Linked DNA regions of Mus musculus: region 2 is linked to region 1. The links are chromatin loops, found by intact Hi-C in ENCODE. Cell type or tissue: heart. All regions are shown on one strand. Links, peaks and the distances in the headings refer to the core of each region. The heading gives the core; the rest is flanking DNA. Region 1 has its middle 58 kb from the start of Gm24696. Region 2 holds the start of Gm38563 (a long non-coding RNA gene).

What was found. Peaks named below come from ENCODE experiments on the same cell type or tissue, not always from the same donor. Only the 100,000 strongest peaks of a DNase experiment are listed, where the experiment ranks them.
Region 2: it touches region 1 in a loop (5-fold over the local background); 10 of 42 quality-filtered maps call a loop at or near these places.

Annotation. Positions count from the first base shown.
Region 1 is chr15:61,411,282-61,421,008 of GRCm38, reverse strand. No RefSeq gene overlaps it. Among named protein-coding and RNA genes, the nearest start is that of Gm24696, 58 kb to the right of the region's middle. In heart, for the core only: a CTCF peak has its summit at 5,187 (motif pointing right); a DNase peak (open chromatin) is centred at 3,288.
Region 2 is chr15:61,152,342-61,162,068 of GRCm38, reverse strand. Gm38563 (a long non-coding RNA gene) reads right to left here and starts at 4,912. Exons shown (of 3, transcript XR_875374.2): 1 at 2,879-4,912. RefSeq lists an enhancer at 3,338-4,432. In heart, for the core only: a CTCF peak has its summit at 4,332 (motif pointing left); a DNase peak (open chromatin) is centred at 4,358; H3K4me3 peaks cover 993 bases; H3K27ac peaks cover 911 bases.

The sequences.
Region 1 (9,727 bases), core at 733-8,732:
ATTGAAAACTATGCTCTTCTCCTGGTTTTGGAATATCTTCATTCCATTTCATCTTTATCTTCTTGCCTTCTTATATACATGGCATGTCCCAGTTCTTTTTCCTATTAATTGTAGCCATGAGACTGGACCAATGGGCTTGTATGGTTGTGCTGGGCCATTCTCACATGGACTTCTCTAAGTCTTTTTCCCTTCTATGTGACTCAAGCCATTCTCAATATGGCACAAGAGCTGCCTGTTTCAGATGATGCCACCATTAAGAGCTCAGACTCCATAGTTTCTATACAGCAACCCCCCTCCCAGTCCAACACAAATATTATTGTCAGTCTCCTTGGGATGATGGATAATGATACAATGATGAAGCAGTTTTGTTGACCATTCATAAATTTGAGTGTCTTTATTATCCCACTTTATCCTTAAGTAGTTTATTTCTAATCATGCTGAAATTAAGGATATGTACACCAGAGCTATTCTAAAACCTCTAATATGGAATATTTCTCTTTGGTATAACACTCATGCCCTTTGAAGCATCTTTTGGTCATTCAGGGTATTTTGAGAAGTCCTTTCAGGCATACCTTGGCATGAAGTAATTATGAGAGGGGAGAGACCAGGAAAGAGAGAGAGAGAAAGAGAACACATAAGAGATGAGAAAAGTAGTTCTTATCTCAGTATTTTCATGCCTTTCCTATTGGGAATACATGATGTTCAATCATGTTTAACAGAACACTAAATTTATAAACTTCTACTATTTTGAATTTAGAAAGGCAAACTTTGCTTATTAGGTTAGCCTGGTGAGTACCTCACATATGTCAAAAATGGTATGTCAAACGCAACAGCAGGAAATGGGTAGGTATATTTTTGACTCTCTAAGAGTACAAAGTAAAGAGGGCCCCAGAAGATTGTCATGAAAACCCAAGAAACAAGTTTGATTCTTTTTTTAACAGAGACGTTGACCAAAAAGGCTAGTCAACACTTTGTTTCCTTTTAGTCTACCTCCATGTTTTGTTTCTTATAGTCTATGAACTATGAGCTCTTTATGGTCATATTGCCCAAAAGGTCATTTTGACAGATTTTTCCAGTACTAAAAATATCTGGGGCTTAACTGATAAATCATGAGTGTCTTTGAAGAGACAGAAAGTTAGCCTTGGGAAATTCTCTACCTGATGTAAAAAAGACCACTTTTACTGAGTGGTTTTGCCAGTGGTTCTCCTGGTCTAATCTTCTTATTCAAATGTAGATGACATAAAGTTATAGAAGTTTTTAAAAAATATATTCATACTAATCAACATAGAGTTATACCTTTGAAAGGAAAAATATTGGGCTCAACCCTCCCCCAACAAAGTTCTCAGCACAAAGGACATTTATTTACCCTAGTGGGACAGAAGGCAGAAGATAGAGGAAAAAGAAGAAGAGGAAGAGAACCAGGGAGTTGGGGCAGGGACAATTGTCTGAGAGTACGATAAGAAACTGCCTCTGGATAGAGAAGAGATAGATTTGTCACAGGAAAATATCAGTTTATAAAAGTACAAAGGGAAATGCCATGTTAGGATGAGGCATTTAATGGTTATGTTAATTAGTTGAGCCAAAAGGGACTTTTGTCATTAATTAATTAATTTATTTATTCTCTTTACATCCTGGTTGCAGCATGCCCTCCCCCATCCTCTCCTCCCAGTCCCACTCTCACAAATCCCTTCCCCTACTCCTCCCCAATCCTTCTCCTGAGAGAAGAGGAAGCTTCACTTGGATACCACCCTGCCCTGAGTCATCAATCCCCTCACACTGAGGTCCAACCAGGCAGTTCAGCTAGCGGAAGGGGATCCAATGGCAGGCAATAAAACCCTAAAGCGAACCCTAAAGGGGGCTTTTGTTTGCTAGACCTCAAAGCTTTGAAAGATGAACCGTGGTAATCAGTCTCAGGAGGAAGAAGTGACCAAATAAGTGAATAGGCCTTGGTGGATAACTTTAGGAATGTAATCTTACAGTATTTATTAAGGCAGAGTGTCTTAGTTAGGGTTTTACTACTTTGAACAGATACTATGACCAAGGCAACTCTTATAGGGACAACATTTAATTGGGACTGGCTTACAGGCTCAGAGGTTCAGTCCATTATCATTAAGGTGGGAGCATTGCAGCATCTAGGTGGGCATGGTGCAGGGAGAGCTCAGAGATCAACATCTTCATCTAAAGGCTGCTAGTGGAAGACTAGCTTCCAGGCAGCTAGGATGAGGGTCTCAAAGCCCATACCCACAGTGCCACACTTATTCCAATAATGCCATAACTTCTAATGGTGCCACTTCCTGGGCCAAACACTTACAAACTATGACATAGAGGGAATGAGGGGCAAGGGGGCAGGTCTGCCAGAGCCATGCTTGCTATGCTCAAACTGGCCAGAGTCCCTTCAACCTTTCTATTTTCATGTGATTATTTTCCCATACACTAAAAAGTATGAGGAAGAAATGTATATATTGCTTTGGAGAACATTTATTGTCATCTATTATGTGTACAAAATCAGTTTTCTATTGTGGAAACTTGATATAGGTAAGTTGGTGATGCAGCTTGATGTCTATACCAGAGCAAGAAAATAATCTGGAAGGTCCAACTTCTAAACCACTTTTGCTGTCACTTTCTTGTGCCCAGTGCATTGAATAGTCCCTTGGCCAGGCTGTGTGACAGTCACCAAATACAGAAAGCTATAGACCAGGTTCCTGCTTCCTGGAGATCATAGTTCAGAAAGAAAAATATGTTTTTCCCTTTCGTTAGAGTTTCACTGTATGGTCCAGAATGGTCTTGAACTTGAGATCCTTTCACTCTAATGTTCCTGGTATAGGACTAGAGACGGGTGCCATCATATCTTGTGGGAAGCCATGTTTAATGGCATAACAACATGATCAAATGCTTGCTTATAAAGCAGCATGAGTTCTGCAAAAACTGATCAAATGTGGTGGTGAGAAGTAAATATTAGAACCAACATCAGGAGCAGGATTAACAGTCAACTACGTATGGAAGAGAAAACATGACTGGGTGAAACAGTGAGAAAGAAGTCAGTTTCTCCATTCATTGAGTCTGGGCTCTCTTTGAGTCCCTGGTAGCATGTGGGAGCAGAAAAGGCTTCTGTAGTTCTCAAAGATGGTTTTACTTTCAGGAAAAGAAGTCTAGTCAAACTTCCCAGAGGATGAGAGGTCAGTGCTCTTGAAAGGGCAGTTCTAGATGATTCTCTCAGTCCCACCAATTGAGGGATCACACCAATGAAGGGCAGTCCCGTTGTCACTTTGGTATTTCCAGGCCAGAAGCCAGATCCCTGGCACTATGAAAGTGACCCACTTGGATCATTACAACTCACATTGCTGACCACAGAATCTGGACATAATGAGTCCTGTCATTGAAAGAGTTTACTGGTGATCTAAGACAGGAAAACTATTTGTTGGTATGCCAAGGGATATATAGGAGCTAAGACTGACACTAAGGAAGTCATTAGAATAAAGGAACACAAGGAGATGATGCGCTGTAATGGTTAGAAAGGCCTCTAATTTCTAATCTGAAAAAGTTAGGTACTGGAGGCAAATTAGGCTGGAAAGTGACTTGAATTAACTAGTCTGTGTGCATAGATGCTTTTGACTTGAACAAACTCACTGTTTTGCATGAGATACAATGCAGGAATCTGCACATACATGGCATAAACTCAGCAAATTCTGTCTTATAGTTTTCTTTGATTGGATCATCAGGATTATCCCAGTCAAAGAAAGTGAAACAGTCCAGGTGTAGGTGTGAAGTTCAAAAGTAGAGGGTGCAGAGGACCAGACAAGCACAGCACACTTCGCTTTGAAACTTTGGATGGAGTCTATTTATAGTTGAAAAACTCATTCTTCCTACCAAAATTTTCCATTGAAAATCTGTCTTTGACACATTTAATTGTAAATCAGCTGACAGCTTCTGCTGTCTTGGCTCTTGAAGTAGAGTTCCTTGAATAGGCTAGCTGGCAAGTGAGGAGACAGACACAGGCAACGGCAGATGAATCTTTGAACTGTCTTTCATCTGGAGTCCTGTATATGCCTAGTAAAAACATCCTTGTTACCGAAGCATTTATATCCACTGCTTTGGAACCTTGTGAGGGCACAAATCTTTAGCAAAGTAGTTTTTAAGGCCCCCAAAATAGTTGTTCATGAATTTCTAAAGACTCCTGAAAGTCTGATAGTCATTCTATTTTGAAACTTGAATTTCAAGCTGTGTCAGAAAAACATCCCTAGGTGTGGAAGACAGACATACTTTGGCTTAAGTCATGCTCTGTGGCTTATAACTCATATGGTGCTCAGGAATCATGTTTTGGCTAAGTGGCTAAAACTGTAAATAGTAGAGAGAGATAATAAAGTCACTTAACACATGAATGTAGGTTAAATAAAATGTGTCCAGGAATCAGTTACAAATAATGCACTGAAAAGTTTTTGGAGAATATATGGTGGTACTGTCTTGATCTCTTTGTTCCATATATTCAGGCATGATTGAAATTCCCATGTCAATTCACCATGGGTTTGACCAATATTAAGTGGGAACAGCATTTTCTTTTTATTGCATAAGCTTTAACTTTCTCTTTGCTCCAGTCCAGTGATTTTTAATATTGGCTGCACACTGTAGACCCTGGGAAACTTGTAACAAAAATATCAATGGTATTTCCATTCCCAGAGATTCTGATGGATTTAGCCTGAATTGTAGTTCTGCTGGTGAGATAAATTTCATGAAATATTTCATGCATCAATTTAGCTGAGAGAATTTTAGGAGGCAAAGTAGTTAATCATAGAAGATTCTGTTGGGGTACAACAGAAGTCATTGTTGCTTCTGCTACACTATACGCACAGAAAGAATACAACACAGAACCCTTTCTTACTTTTTTAGTCAATTTCCTAATTGGATATGACCCTACTACCTTAGGAGTAAAAGGACTCCCTGACTAACTAACTTTCAGATATATCCTACAGGAAGTAAGTCTTGAACCAAACTAGGCTTCATGGTGAAGCTCAAAGTTGTACTTCTCTTCTTTGGTTGATTGGGGCAATGAAAACAATCCAAGTGTTTTCTTCAAACCACAGGAGTTTGAGACTATTTACTTTCTCCTGTGACTTCTGTTATTTTTAAATATAGGTGTCTTTGTGTCACTCAAAACCTAAATCTTCAATTAGGGTACACTGCCACCAGGTGGCAATAAGGGTCCCATGTGAGCTTTACACCCATGAATGATAATTTGAGCAGTCCCATCCTCATTCATTCATGGATATCTGCGAACAAAATATGTGGATTTTTAACTTTGAATTCTAAAATGTAAATTTTAATTTTACAACTGAACTTTCATACCTTAATATGTCTAAAACTTGTATATTTAGTTGTACACAAATGTCATAGTGTGTGTGTGAAATACTTCATTTCACCATAAATATGAGTTAAAAGAAATTAAGATGAATGTAAAATTAATATCTTATTACCTCCAAATAATTACTGAACACAGTCTAATAAAAAATACTCACTCATATTCTTCTGTAGTCAGTTTTAACTACTAATACCAGTAGGTGCTACTATAGAAACTGAGAGCAACATGTTGTAAAAATTTATTCAGAAGGAGCCACATTCTAGCAATGATCATTTGCTATTCAAGTCTTGATAATATACATCCTACTAATGATTTGATTTTGGTCGATGATACTCTTATTAAGAATAAGCCCCCAGAAACTTAGAATACCCAAGATACAAGATACAATCTACAAAACACATGAAACTAAAGAAGAACAAAGACCAAAATGTGGACACTTTGCCCCTTCTTAGAATTGGGAACAAAACACCCATGGAAGTAGTTACAGAGACAAAGTTTGGAGCTGAGACAAAAGGATGGACCATCTAGAGACTGCCATACCTGGGGATCCATCCCATAATCAGCCTCCAAACACTGACATCATTGCATACACTAGCAAGATTTTCCTGAACGGACCCAGATATAGCTGTCTCTTGTGAGGCTATGCCTGGACTTAGCAAATACAGAAGTGGAAGATCACAGTTAGCTATTGGATGGATCACAGGGCCCCCAAGGAGGAGCTAGAGAAAGTACCCAAGGAGCGGGGTCTGCAACCCTATAGGTGGAACAACAATATGAACTAACCAGTACCCCGGAGCTCATGTCTCTAGCTGCATATGTATCAGAAGATGGCCTAGTCAGCCATTGGAAAGAGAGGCCCATTGGTCTTACAAACTTTATATGCCTCAGTACAGGGCCAAGAACTGGGAGGGAGGGGGAAGTGGAGTCGGGGGGGGGGGAGGGATGGGGGGACTTTTGGGATAGCATTGGAAATGTAAATGAAGAAAATACCTAATTAAAAAAAAAGAATAAGCCATTTTTCACTATTCCATAAAGAAGAATGCAGAGGACCACAGCATAGCTTCACGTTTCCCTTTCTATACTGATTCCTCCTGAACAACTGCTGCAGGTTAGAAGACAGAGACTTGTTCAAGGGCTAAATGTGAGATCATTAGCTAGGTGTGACCTGATTGTTATGTTAAGTCATCTTCTACCAAAATGAGTTTGAACTCAATGTCACCTAAATCTTTGACACAACAACTTTACTACCAAAAAAAAAAAAAAAAAAACCAAAAACCAAACCAAAACAAAAACCAAAATAAAACTTAAAAATTCTTCTCAAAACATGTTCTTTACTCAAAGAGTGCTAACAGATTTTTGTCTATTCTTGGTAACGGCTTTTTGTCTCTTCTGTATGTAGACACTATGTTGAGAAAAGGAATGTCAGTAAATTTCATCTTCAGTTAATATCACCGACGACAGAGGAAATATTGTATAGACATACATCAGACTGTAAGTGTATTTTTGGAAGTGGGGGACAAAGCTCCATTTCTAAAGTGCATGAGACATCGTCTCAGCCTCTATGAGGATTCATTAGAATTCTTACCAACATTTTTGTTAGTGACTGCCTATGAATGCACATCACTTTCCTCAGCCACTAATTAGCTTTAACTGTCATTTGTACGCAGTGTCAAATTTCCTGAGAAAGGGGTCTCACTTGAGAAATTACTCAAAAAAGATTAACCTGTGAGCATTTCTTTGAGGGATTGTCATGCTTGTTAATTAATGTAGGAGGACCCAGCCCACTATGGACAGCAATATTCCCTAGGCAGATGGACTTGTGATGAAAGCTAGCTAAGAAGGAACCTGTGAGTTAGCAAGCAGCATTCGTTCATGGTGTCTGCTTTATGTGTCTGCTTGAATTCTTGTCCTGACATCCTTCAATGATGAACCATAATGTGTAAGTTTTAATGCTTCCTTTCTTTCCCCAGACTGATTTTGATCAGAATGTTTGATCAGATCAACAGAAAGGAAACGACAGAAAAAAATCGTGAGAGGAACATGAAGGTAACACACTCATGGAGCAAAGATGAGAAACTTCAGAAAACTTCAGCATCCTGCACAAACGGAAGTAGAAAATTATTCTCAGGTGATGATACTCTTATTGATAAATAACATTTTCCATTTAAACTTTAATCTAGCATTAACATAGTCATCAGATAATAAATATTTGTATTTTTAATTTCACGATTTTGAAAAAGATACTAAGCATTCTGGAACAAACTAAAAATCAAGATTAAATTCATTAGAACTCATATTATATACATTCCTGTCTTTGTAACTTTCATTTTGTATGTGTAAATTACTCAGTGAAACTCACACATACATAAGCAGAGATGATGCATCCATAGCAGAGATGACTCAAATATTAGATTTGCTTTCTGAGTCCATTATGAGATGATAAGAAATTCTTGAAGGATAGAATTGTTGGAGATAGAAGGAAAAGAACTTGGAATAGAACTTTCTTGGAATAAGACACTACTTCTAGTTCTGAAGTCTTAGATCCTTCCAATATGTCTATGAAAACCCAGAGGACTATGATTGTTTCTCATCTTTAGGATTTTGTGTTTGTATTTCAAATGACCTCTACAGTTTTTATGCTCTATGAAGAATTCTCTTGCCCTTAACATGTACTGGATGGACTGCAGAACTGAGTTCATTATTATGCCATCACATTTGAACATGGAGACCATTATTCCTAGGCCCCATTGTTCATTATGCTAAATGGATCAATCCACAGCAATAGCATCTGGGAGCCTGTTAGAAATTCTAAATGCTGGGGGTATCTCTTGACTAATGCATCAGGATATGATTTTAAAAGATCCCGAGATCATTCTGACATACATAGAAAAGTTTGAGAAGCCTGAGTATAGAGAAATGGTTCATGGAAGACAATAGGCAGATTCATCACTTGGGCTAGAGAGAGATGCAAGTACCTACTTCTCTCCTACCTGGACCTACAACAGGAAGAACTTGCTAACCTAATTTGTTTGACTTTAGAACAGGGACTAAATTGCCAGAATGAAGACAAGAGTGATTCACATGAGTTAAAGTTTCCCAGCAATGTTAACTCATCCTGTCTTTACATGAATCTGAGAATCCATGATTTTTTGAATTCTTCACCATCGTAACCCTTTCCTTGGTCCTGCCCAGCTGAGTATTCAGGCTGAGCATTAGAGGAGATGACCCATTCTTTTCCCTCTAGTCTCCATTATTTTTTAGTAAACATCCATATCTATAGAGAAGTGAGTTTTCTGCATTTGTGTGTAATATCTTCTCTACTCTTTCCATTTACCTTCTGTAGTTTGATGATAAAATTGGGGAATAGGATTGATGAGGCCTTCCAGTCTATTAAAGAGGCCCTGTGACTTCACCTGCTTTACTGACTTAATAGCAGCAACACAGTTCAAGGAAATATAGACACTGTTTTTTTTCCTTTTTAAATTATTGTTCTATGTTCATATGGAGCCACAAAAGTGTAGTGGGAGTCATTGCTGCAATCTGCATTTCTTACTAGAGTCCCACATTGAAAGATATTTTGGTGCCTTTAGGTATTTATAGAACGTTGACTTATTTTCCACACAGACCATGCTCCCTGGAGCATGGCCCCTGTGTCAGAGAACTCTAAAGGAGAACGTTGAGTAGGTAGGCCACCACAATACCACAGACACTTCCCCAGGTGTGTGAACTGAAGAGGCTTCTGCACATAAGAGTTTTTGTTTCAAATCAGAATAATATTTTGCTTTCCATGGGATTAATGAGAAGGTTGTATTAACAAATGTGTAGGCCATGTACTTCTTGAAACACTAAGATAGATGTTTCGGTTGTTAAACTCTTAGTTGAATTTTAAGAATAATATAGAAATAATAATACATTTTGAACAAAAAAGAATCAGAAGTCTTAAGTGATTTCTCAAAAATGCCACAATCTATCAGTGCTGGATCTTGGGCTGGAAACACGGGGCCTCTTTTTCTTTTCATCTGCTTTTCTTGCATACAAAGCAGACGCACCTTTTTTTTTTTTTTTAAATGTTCTCTGACATTTGAACGATATCCCCTCTATCCTCCATTTATTTTCCAGCTTAACATCAATCCATCTCAGGTTCAGTCTCTTGGAACCTAATGCTTCACTCACATCATTATGGATCAGCTTCTTGCAGAGTTGGAGGTGAGGCAGCATCCAGAGTTGAAGCAGTTGTTTACCATTTGTATTTCAGGTGGATCAGCAAAATGGGACATCGAAGTTGAACCAAAGTCATAATAAAACATCCTGAGGTACATAAACACTCTGTAATAGACTAATACAGTTCCTCCAGGCACCAACAGAAACCTTGAC
Region 2 (9,727 bases), core at 622-8,621, 260 kb after region 1:
TGAAGCTGTGCTCTTCCGTGGATGTAGATTTGAAACAAGATCACCTAGGCTATCCCAGGGGAAAGAATAGCAGCCTGGTACAGATATGCTGTACATAGAAAACATAATTGAATAGATCTGCTCTTCTATGCTGATGGGAAGACAATGTTCCTTTAAGCACAGTGTATCTTTATCCACCCGACATGGGTCTTGGCACCACCGCTTCTAAAAGGCAGCACAAAGAGCACCTATTGGATCGTTCCTCAGATATCAAAAATGATTAGACACATAAAGGTACATTTAGCTGAAGTTTAACATAGAGGAAGTGAGTGGCAGGGAGAGCAGGCGTCTGGGCTGCAGTGTGTGTTTTGACCTTGTAGATATTTCCGAAAAGGCCATTTAAAGACAATGGCAGGAGGAAGTCCATTTATGGCCTTCAGCGGGCCAGTGTCAATGGGATCTAACCCTCCCTGTGCTTGCCAGATCCTGTGATAACAGAGACAGCTGGAAGGTCAAAAATAAGAAGAAACTTTAGATGTGCTGCCAAGTATTTCCTTGATGTGGGAAGGCGGGGCCCAGGGAAATTACTCTCCTGACATTTGCCTTCAGGATGCAAGGCAGTGTGCTCAGCTGCAGAGGCTTCAATCTTAGGTGCAATACTACTACTAATAATAAAAAAGTCACTCGCCTGGTATATTTTAATCCTATCTGTATTTTGGTCCAAGAGTCATTCAGGGAAAGTAAATGAAAGCATAGACTGACTCGTGGATCACTGGCCTCAAATTATTTTCAAAGCATTGCTTAGAAACATTGTTATAGTCTAGAGAATCTGGGCTTTAGTTTCCCAAAGGCCTGCATACAAATTCTGGCTGACTTTAGGACTTACAAGCTATGAATTGTTATCAACCTCAAAGTCCTCACTTGGAAATCAAATCCAGGACTGGAAAGATCCGTGTGTGTGTGTGTGTGTGTGTGTGTGTGTGTGTGTGTGTGTGTGTGTGTGCACATGTGTGCCTGTCAGCCCTCTGTCTTTCTGTCTCTGTAGATATGAATTACATGAGTGATTTTAGATTATAAAATGGAAGACAGGATGAAGATTCAGTCCAGCCTATAATTCGAGCTGAATTGAGCAAGGATAGTAGATTTTCCAATTGTCTAACTTGCCCTTAGTAGCAGCCAAATAGAGAAGGCCTCAGCAAACTGTGCCCACAAGCCAAGGTCAGCCATCCTGCCTTTGAAATAATGTTTTTGTTGGATCCATTCATTGATGCCTGTACATGCTTTCTTCTGAGACCATAGAGCAAAGTACTTGTGACAGTGACCATCTGGACTCTTGTCTAAAATGCTACTTTCTCATTGACTGTCATAGAAAGCATCCATTGACTCCTGAGACTGAAGCTGTATAGAACTCAAATAACATAATCATGCCACTACCTCCATCTTTAATGCCTGTGTTCTCCTAAGGCAAAAAAGACAATAGAAGATACAAACAGAATTGATTTTCCAGGAGCCTCAGATTTTTAACCATTTCTCCTAGCAAGCCCCCTTCTCCTTCCTCCATGTCCAACCTCATAGAATCACCCCAGCTTCTGTCTGTTGGTCTAAGAACCAGCAAGCTTAGCTGCTAAGTTGGAATGTGGGACATGTGGGTGCTATGAACAGCCCTTACCTGCCTTCCCGGAGAACTGATTTTATAGAAAGTAAAGTAACTGTGCAAAAGCAACGAAGCTATTAAGATCAAGTTGGAACTCCAAAGAAACCTTTAGTCTGCTTTTGGCCACCATAATGCCCACTTGGTGAAGCCTAATTTTCCCCCCAACCAATCTGGGGTGTTCAGAATAGAAATTTGGCAGGTTTCATTTTGCTTGGAACCTGAAATTCTAGAGTCAGACCTGCCTTTGGTCCTTTGGTCCATAATAACCTGGATGTGTCCCAATTTCTCCAAGGCATTCATTGCTTTCGTTTTGCACAAATTAGGGGGTGTGTGTGTGTAACGAGAGCTTTCTTGGATGATAGTGAAGAGATACCATATCAATCAATTGTTCTCCAACACCACTCCTGTTACACACCACCTGCCAAACTTTCCGAACACTCAAGCTCTATCCTCAGGGCAGGGAAAGCAGAATGTTAAGGTGAAGGTGTGAGCAAAATCATTACGAGGGGAACTCTAAATGATTCTATTGTGAAGTCTGGGCTAAATAGGATGTTTAGAGGTGCTTGCAGGATTGTGACTCAGAGTCGGTCATCAGTCAAGGGCAGCTTATAGTGTGGCCGTCATGTGACACTTACCCAGGGCTGCCAATCCTGCTACAAGCTCTGACTTAACCCACGGTGACAAATAGCTTCAGGTGAAAGTGTCGTTCCACCCACATAATGTACTGCCACCCCAAGGCTTAATGCCCTCCTTAAATCAAACATGGTGACAGTTGCTGACTCTTCTACTTGAAGTCAGTCCCAAATGTGGGTGGTTGTTGCTTCTGGGACAATTGGAGTTAGACACTAACACCTATGAATACACAGGGATTTGGGCCCAAAGAATCCAGCAAACATGGTGCCTGGCCTTTGCGTACCACCAGCTACTTGTACGATGGGTGAGATTTGACTAAAGCTCCTCAGACTGATCTTCTACTCAACTTTCCTTCCATAGACTCAGCAGTGTATGAGTGTGTGTGTGTGTGTGTGTGTGTGTGTGTGTGTGTGTGTGTGTGTGTTAACTAAGGGATTTGCATTCTGATTTCTGGGTCCCAGGTGGCCTTGTTTTAGTCTAGACTGCAGTTAATTCAAAACCAGTACCCAAAACGGTACATTTGGAAGGTAACTCAAGAAACCAGGACAGAAAAAAGCAATAGTAAGTGAAAGAGAAATAGCATAAATACAAAGTGTTCCACATAAATCTCACCACAACAGGGAGCAACTGCAGACTCCCCTTCTTCTCCACTGGAGATTTGCCTCAAAATGATCAGTCTGGGAAAGGGAAAACAAGAAGTTTCAACCCTCTTTAGCGGGAACAACCCTTCCTTTTAGCATTGAACTCCCAAACAATCCAAACTTAAAAACTGAACGACTTGTCATGGGTCAGCCATCCAGAACCCATGGCAGCAATAACACCCTGCACAAATGAGGTAGAATTGTTTGTGTACACAGGGGGCATCCTGTGAGGAGCTACAACAGCCGCCCACACCATCCCTCCAGGGCAGATGCCCCGGGGATGAGGTACAGCACCCACATCACCCAGTGACTGATCTCAGATCCCAAACATGACACCCAGGAGACTGGACTTCCCCAATTGGGAGATCAAACCAAAGCTGCTGCGAGGTCTTCCTTAGGGTCCTCTGCCCTCCATCACTGGAAGATGCAAACTCTAGACATGGGTCATCGTAGCATTCCTATTCTATTCATCCCAGTATTCCTACACAGGCAATAATCGTCCCGAAGGCGATAGTCTCCTGAAGACCAAAGTCATGATGAGAAATGGTTTAAGAGGCGTGGGTGTGAAGTCTAAATGAAGCGAATGGGCTAGGAAAAACAAAATTCCCAGAATGCAAAGCAAACCCCAACAATACTAATAGGCAGCAGAGAACAAGTCACAGCCATGACTCTAGGGCCTTTGCTTAAGCAGACTGGCTGCTACTGCCGAAGTCGGAGCAGAGGAAAGATTTTCCTGGTTGGAGGAACAGGGAGGGAACGCAGCTCTTCTCAGGGATTCAAGGAAACATTCATTAAGAAGGGCAGCAGGATACCCGAGAGCTGTGCCTTTGGTTGTCCCAGAGAAATGAAAGCTGAGAAGCACAGCTCCCCGCTTGTGAGGTGAAGTAGCTTAGCAATTGAAAGACAGCGAGCCATCCGCCCGGAGCAATTATGTTTTCATTATTATTCCCAAGCTGCTGTGTCACAAATCACATTTTCCGTCCCGGGGCATGTCGGTGCACAGCTGCTGATTGCAGGTCCCATCCCTGCACCAGCTGACTGCTCCAGCCTGGCCCTGGGAGCAGCAAGCTGGTGGCTCATTAACCGCAATACCTGCTCACTGACAGCAAACCCAGCGGAACAGATGCCGCGGATTTAAGGACGTTCTCCCCCATTAGAAATGAATACCAAGTTAGGTGCTTTTTCTCCTTTTTCTTCTTCTTCTTCTTCTTTTTTTTTTTTTTTTTTTTTTTTTACTATCAAACTCCTGTTGGGATTTTTCGGGAAAGACCGTGAAGCTCTTGTAGATTTTCCTGTCGATCTGCGTTACAGCTCAGCTGAGACTATTAAAGATGGGCACAGCTTTGATTCGCAGGCACAACTACAAACACACCCAAGCGCCCCTAGCTTTAAAACTGGGAATTTAAATTGCCCAAGCTTTCGATAGTTAGAAGGCCACCATGCTTGTGCTGCCATCGTGTGGCTGATTCCGGAACTGCATCGGAATCGGACCACCAAATTCGACTCGACAAGGACTAATTTGGGCTTCCTCTGCTTTCTCCTCTCTAGTCCTCACTGTCTGCCCCCTGCTCTTTTGAAACAGCTTCTGCTTTGAAGTAGTCTAGTAAAGAAGAAGAAGAAAAGTGGGAGAGAAGTCAATTAGCTAGGTCCCACTGTTTGCAAGTCGGTGTTCATGGGGCTTAGCGTACCTTTCAGTGGTTAATCCTCACAAAAGCCCTCTGTGGCAAAAGCTGTTATTGACAAACAGTCCTCAAAAGAAGCTCACTCCGGATCCAACATTCTTGATCCCTCCATTAGGTGAATTCAAAGTCAAAACTGAGTTCTCTAGAACTTGCAGACTGCGTTTAAAGGCACAAGGTTAATTAAAATGTAGTTCACCTTTTAAGTTAAAAATAAATGTCCTTTAAGCTAAAAAACATTATTTTAGAAACTTAATGTATTACTACCACATCTTTAAGGTCTGATCTGTTGTCTCTAATCTGTAATTTATAGGTTAATGATTTTCATTCTGTAGATAATAGTTTATAAATAAAACAGGTACAAATATTTTTCTCATGATCTCACACTTCTTTGTGGGCCTTCTGTTTCACTCAGAATTTTGAGAACTATTACTACTGAATGTGAATATAATCGAGGCTGGAAATCTTATGTCATCTTTCACAGTCTTGGTTTCCTGCATTGTTTAGAATGGTCCCTTAAGGGGCTAGAGAAGTGGCTCCCTGGTTAGCAGTGCTTACTATTTTGCAGTTTGGAAGACCAGGTGCAGTTCCCAGCACCCACGGAGTGGCCCCCAATCCTCTGGAACTCCAGTTCCAGGTTATCTGATCCCACTTCTGACTGCATTCACCTAAAATCATTTGCTATGAGATTGTGGGTCCTGGTTATGTCAGAAGCAACACTCATAAAATCTCAGTGTGAGCTGAACAGGGACAAAATAGACGTGTTAATGGGGATGGGAGGAGGACCAGGGGGCCTCAACCCTACCCAAAGACCTACCGGTAACTGAGGGATGCTGAGACTGGGAGAAACAGTCTTCTACAGGAAGATATATCAATTAGATATCCAGTAGTATCAAATAGCCCTAAAAGCATGCATACAGGTAGCATTAAACAGACTGAGCAGGCATTAGTTCTCCTGATCCATGGGAGAAGAGTCATTTACATACGGCTCTGTTATTCCCCTAAGGAGGTCTATGGTCTACCCTCTAGGAGGAATCTCCCTGGCCTTGACTGAGGGTCTCAAGCAGCACAGACAAAGTTGCCAAAAGATTACCCCTGTTGTCAAGACATGGTTATTCTCAGTTACATGGCGAAGGTTAAAGGGCGGGGAGAATCCCAAAAGGTATTAACTATATCCCTTAATACTGATGTCATACAAAGAAACTTACTGATTGCTTTTTATATGCCAAGGCTTGGAACTAGATAAAAAATAAATGAATAAAGATTTCTCCTATGTTTTCAAAAAGCCATATTTGAGGTGAGGGAGTGGGTGGATAGGTGAACTAGTAGAAAAAAAGAAACAAAGGCCTGGCCACAATATTCTAATGGCCTCCAGTGATGTAGAGTGGAATCTGTTTAGGTGGCTCAAGGATGTGGTTAAGAGGGGTGGATGCTTGGTGAGGGTCTCATCCAACTCAGACAGATAAAGGTGTGTGATAACTCTTTGGTGTGTCCTGTCTGTGCTCCCAAGTATGCAAGCTGACCCGGTCCCCCCAAAACAATCGAGTCAGATGCCACAGAGGTGGAGGAGTCTCTGGTAGAAAGGACGCATGGAAGACTAGAGGGAAGAAGTTGCTTATAGACATCCCACTCTTCTTTTCTGTACTCAAGTGATGACACAGGCAAACACTCGAGGCAGAATTTCCCAAGGACAACACACTCCCTGTCCCAGGAAACAGGAGCTCACACCCTGAATAAAGGTTCTGCTTCATGCTGCTGCGCCACCCTGTCCCGCCTCCTTCCTGACACAAGGGTGCAGTTTGTTTGAAAGCTGATCTCCACTGGAGGCTTCAAGGAAGGGGACACAACACTGCCAAAGATCCTGCCTGTTCTGTTTCAGCTGTAGCTGACGTTTTGTCTGTCCGCACCGATGAAGTCATGAAGATCACACAATCAGTGGCAAGATGATATTTTCTGTGATAATTTTCTGTGCTTGAAAAATAGGAAAGCTAAGTCTAAGGGATTCTGAGAGCTGCAGCCACACCAAGGCAGGTATCTTGGTTTAACTCTGGAGGGAAAGAAGGCTCAGAGAGGTGATATAATCCAGTCATGTTTGCACAGCATGCACACTCTGCCTCAAAAGGAAACTTAGGAATTTCTCACTGCCCTGTCATTTTTTCAGGGGAAGGAGGAAGGGGTCCTTTGGATAAAATATGCTATTTCTTTTTACAGTCATCAAAAACAAGACCATTGACAGTATTCTTTCCTCCAGGGGGTGAAGGTTTCTAAGCCATTCTACAGCAAACTACAAAACAGGAAGCCTTCTCAAATCCAGAAGAGTCTCAATCAAGGAAAGCTGGTTAGGAGAGGAAGGCCTCCATGAAGACAATTGTCCTTCAGTGTCCCTGTATCCTGATTGTTTTTCCTCCTACCTGGTCCCAAACATCATCTAAATGGAGATGGTGGGGGCACAGCACAGGGCTTATACAGCCAGATTCTCTCTGCTCTTCTCTGTCTAGATCATAACTGTTTGCAGAGAGCAATTGTTTTTCCTGGTAAATAGAAAATAGTCTTGCACTACAAGGAAAATAAAACCACCATTTCTACTCTACCTGGGGAAAACAATCCAGTTAACTCTGGGGACTTACTTTAAAGAGCCCATCATTGTTTTGACTCCAACATGTGCTTAGACATTACTCCTAGTAAGATGGTCTTCTACTTCTATTAACTCCCTTACAACTTTAATGAAGGAGGGACGGTTCGGCGCCTATTTTCTTAAATCCCTTCTATCACAAAAGGTCAGCATGCATTAGCAGAAATATAAATGCATCCTCACATTCTCTGAATGATGTCAAGCTGTTCCTTACTCACATGTTAAACACAGACGCATCACTTTATCACAGGGGAAAGACAGATCAACTCAAATATTTCCCCAACTCGTGGCCACCTAAGCGAGTGTGGAATGGAATATGAGGCTGGCAAGAGCTTAGTTCAGGCCTCAAAGCCACCACCTGATAGAGAATCGTCCTAGAGAGTTATGGTTTATATATGATTTGACACCAAAGACTTGTTCCCACTGTCATGGTGCCGAGAAGTGGGAGGAAGTGGGTATCACTGGGAGGTAACTAGGTTGTAATTAGATTGTATCTGGGGACCGGGTTAGTTTCCGGAAGAGTGGGTGTTATGAAGCAAGCTGACTTTGTGCTTTTGCTTTCCTCTACACTTACTGGATACACACTCCGACCGTGCGATGTCATTCATCCCACTCTGGGGAAGCAGAAGGCATTGGAAGGGTGTGTCCACTCGACGTCGGCCTTTTCAGCTTCTAAAGTAAACAAAAGCAGCACCTTTTCCTCATAAAGGGTCCAAGCTAAGGTGTGTCTAAGACAAAGAGGTGAACAAGCCCTAGAAAGCCAGATGAATCCTCTCTGTTCCCTCCCTGTTCCCCTGGAGAGGTCTTTTTCTTCTCCAGGTCTCAGAATCGGAGTTAGGCGGTCCATCAGGGTCATCTAAGGGAAACCAGATTCAAGGAATTCACAATAGCCTCAAGAGAAACTCACGTCCCTCACAGGCTAACAAGTAGAGTCTAATATTTCTATAAAACTTCCCATTCCAGTATGAAGCAAGTCCATATTGGAGAGGGTGTGGTTGTTGTTGTTGTTATTATTATTGTTGTTCTTTTGTTTTGTTTTGTTCTTTGTAGATTTTCATTTCCTCATTTACAGAGCAATGTTTCAGTTCCTCCTCCTTACAGCATAGATTTATTTAGATTTTATTTGTGAGCTTGGGACAATCTCATCAATTGAGGGTATCCTATTACTATGCATGACCAGGAAAAGGGATCCGGCATCTTCTTACTTGCGAGCTTGCTGCTCCCAGCAGTGCACTGAAAACTACAAGCTCTGCACATTTCATTCATCAGATCCTTTAAAGACCTCTGGAACGGAGAATTGAAGCTTCAATGACCCCCAAATAAACCTTTCCACTGAGATTTTTTGAAAACCACCAAGACACCAGTATTAACATACAGAGAGCCATAACCACCACCCCCCTGACACCTCCTAAAGGCAACAGTGAAACGCTTAAACAATGTCACACAGTGATGGTCTCACAGAGCAAAACTGCTCAACTGGACAACCTAATTCATAAGCAAAGAGCTGCTTTGGAAACACAATATGTACTGCTGATTTATAATGTGCCTACAACTCTGGTAAGCCCTTCCCATATTTTATCCTGCTTAATCTACATAAAAACCTAATGAGGTAGTTAGCATAAGTCCACTCTCCCTTATCCAAAACTGTTGGGGCCAGGTGAATTTTGCAATGAACAACTGTTTTTATTACTTAAGAAAGGAAATATAGGATACATATGGTATGTTGTTTAAGCACATCTGCAAAGCCTGGAATAACATACTGGAATCAAATGTCTTAATATGTTGCAGCAGAAATCATTGTGTATTCGTAGAGTGGAATAAAGAAAGACTATTCTATGTTTGTCATCTTATACCAGTTTGGGTCAGATTCCTCCTGCTAAATGAGTTTGCAATGGACCTGTGAACACACTTTCTGTTTTCAAACTTGAGATTATTTTAGGGAATGTAACTCAATTTTTCTGGACTTGTGACACTCCATTTTCCGAATAAAGAAAGATGGCAGCAGTAGCTTCCCTGACAGTGGACCTGTGACTGTTAGGGCCTTACCCATTCTGTTTGACACCTCAGTAAATGTCACTGTAGTGTACTTGTAGAAACTGCTAGCCCCTAGTTCTATTCTCCACACTCAGGTTGGACCACACACTCAGGACGTGGTCCCAGTCTCCAGTCTTCTTGCCAGGATGGATGCTCTCCTTTAAATAGCCAACAAGTTCCCTTAACCCTCCAAAGACATCACCAAGATCAGTAGCATAGCACATATAGAGAGCTCTTCTCCAGAAGAATGCAATGATGCGGTGAGGATGCTCGCAGCTATAGTAGCTTATCCTTTTCACCCAATTAGAACAGCATGTGGTGTTCTAAGCATATGATGTAGCCTGTTTGTTTGCAAGGCTTACTATTCTAGGGAGGAAATATATACAACAGATCCACCAAAGGTTTCAGGTCCAGGGTTGAGAAACCTCTATCCCAGTTTATAGTCTATTATGCAAACCCTCTGGGGAAGTCACAA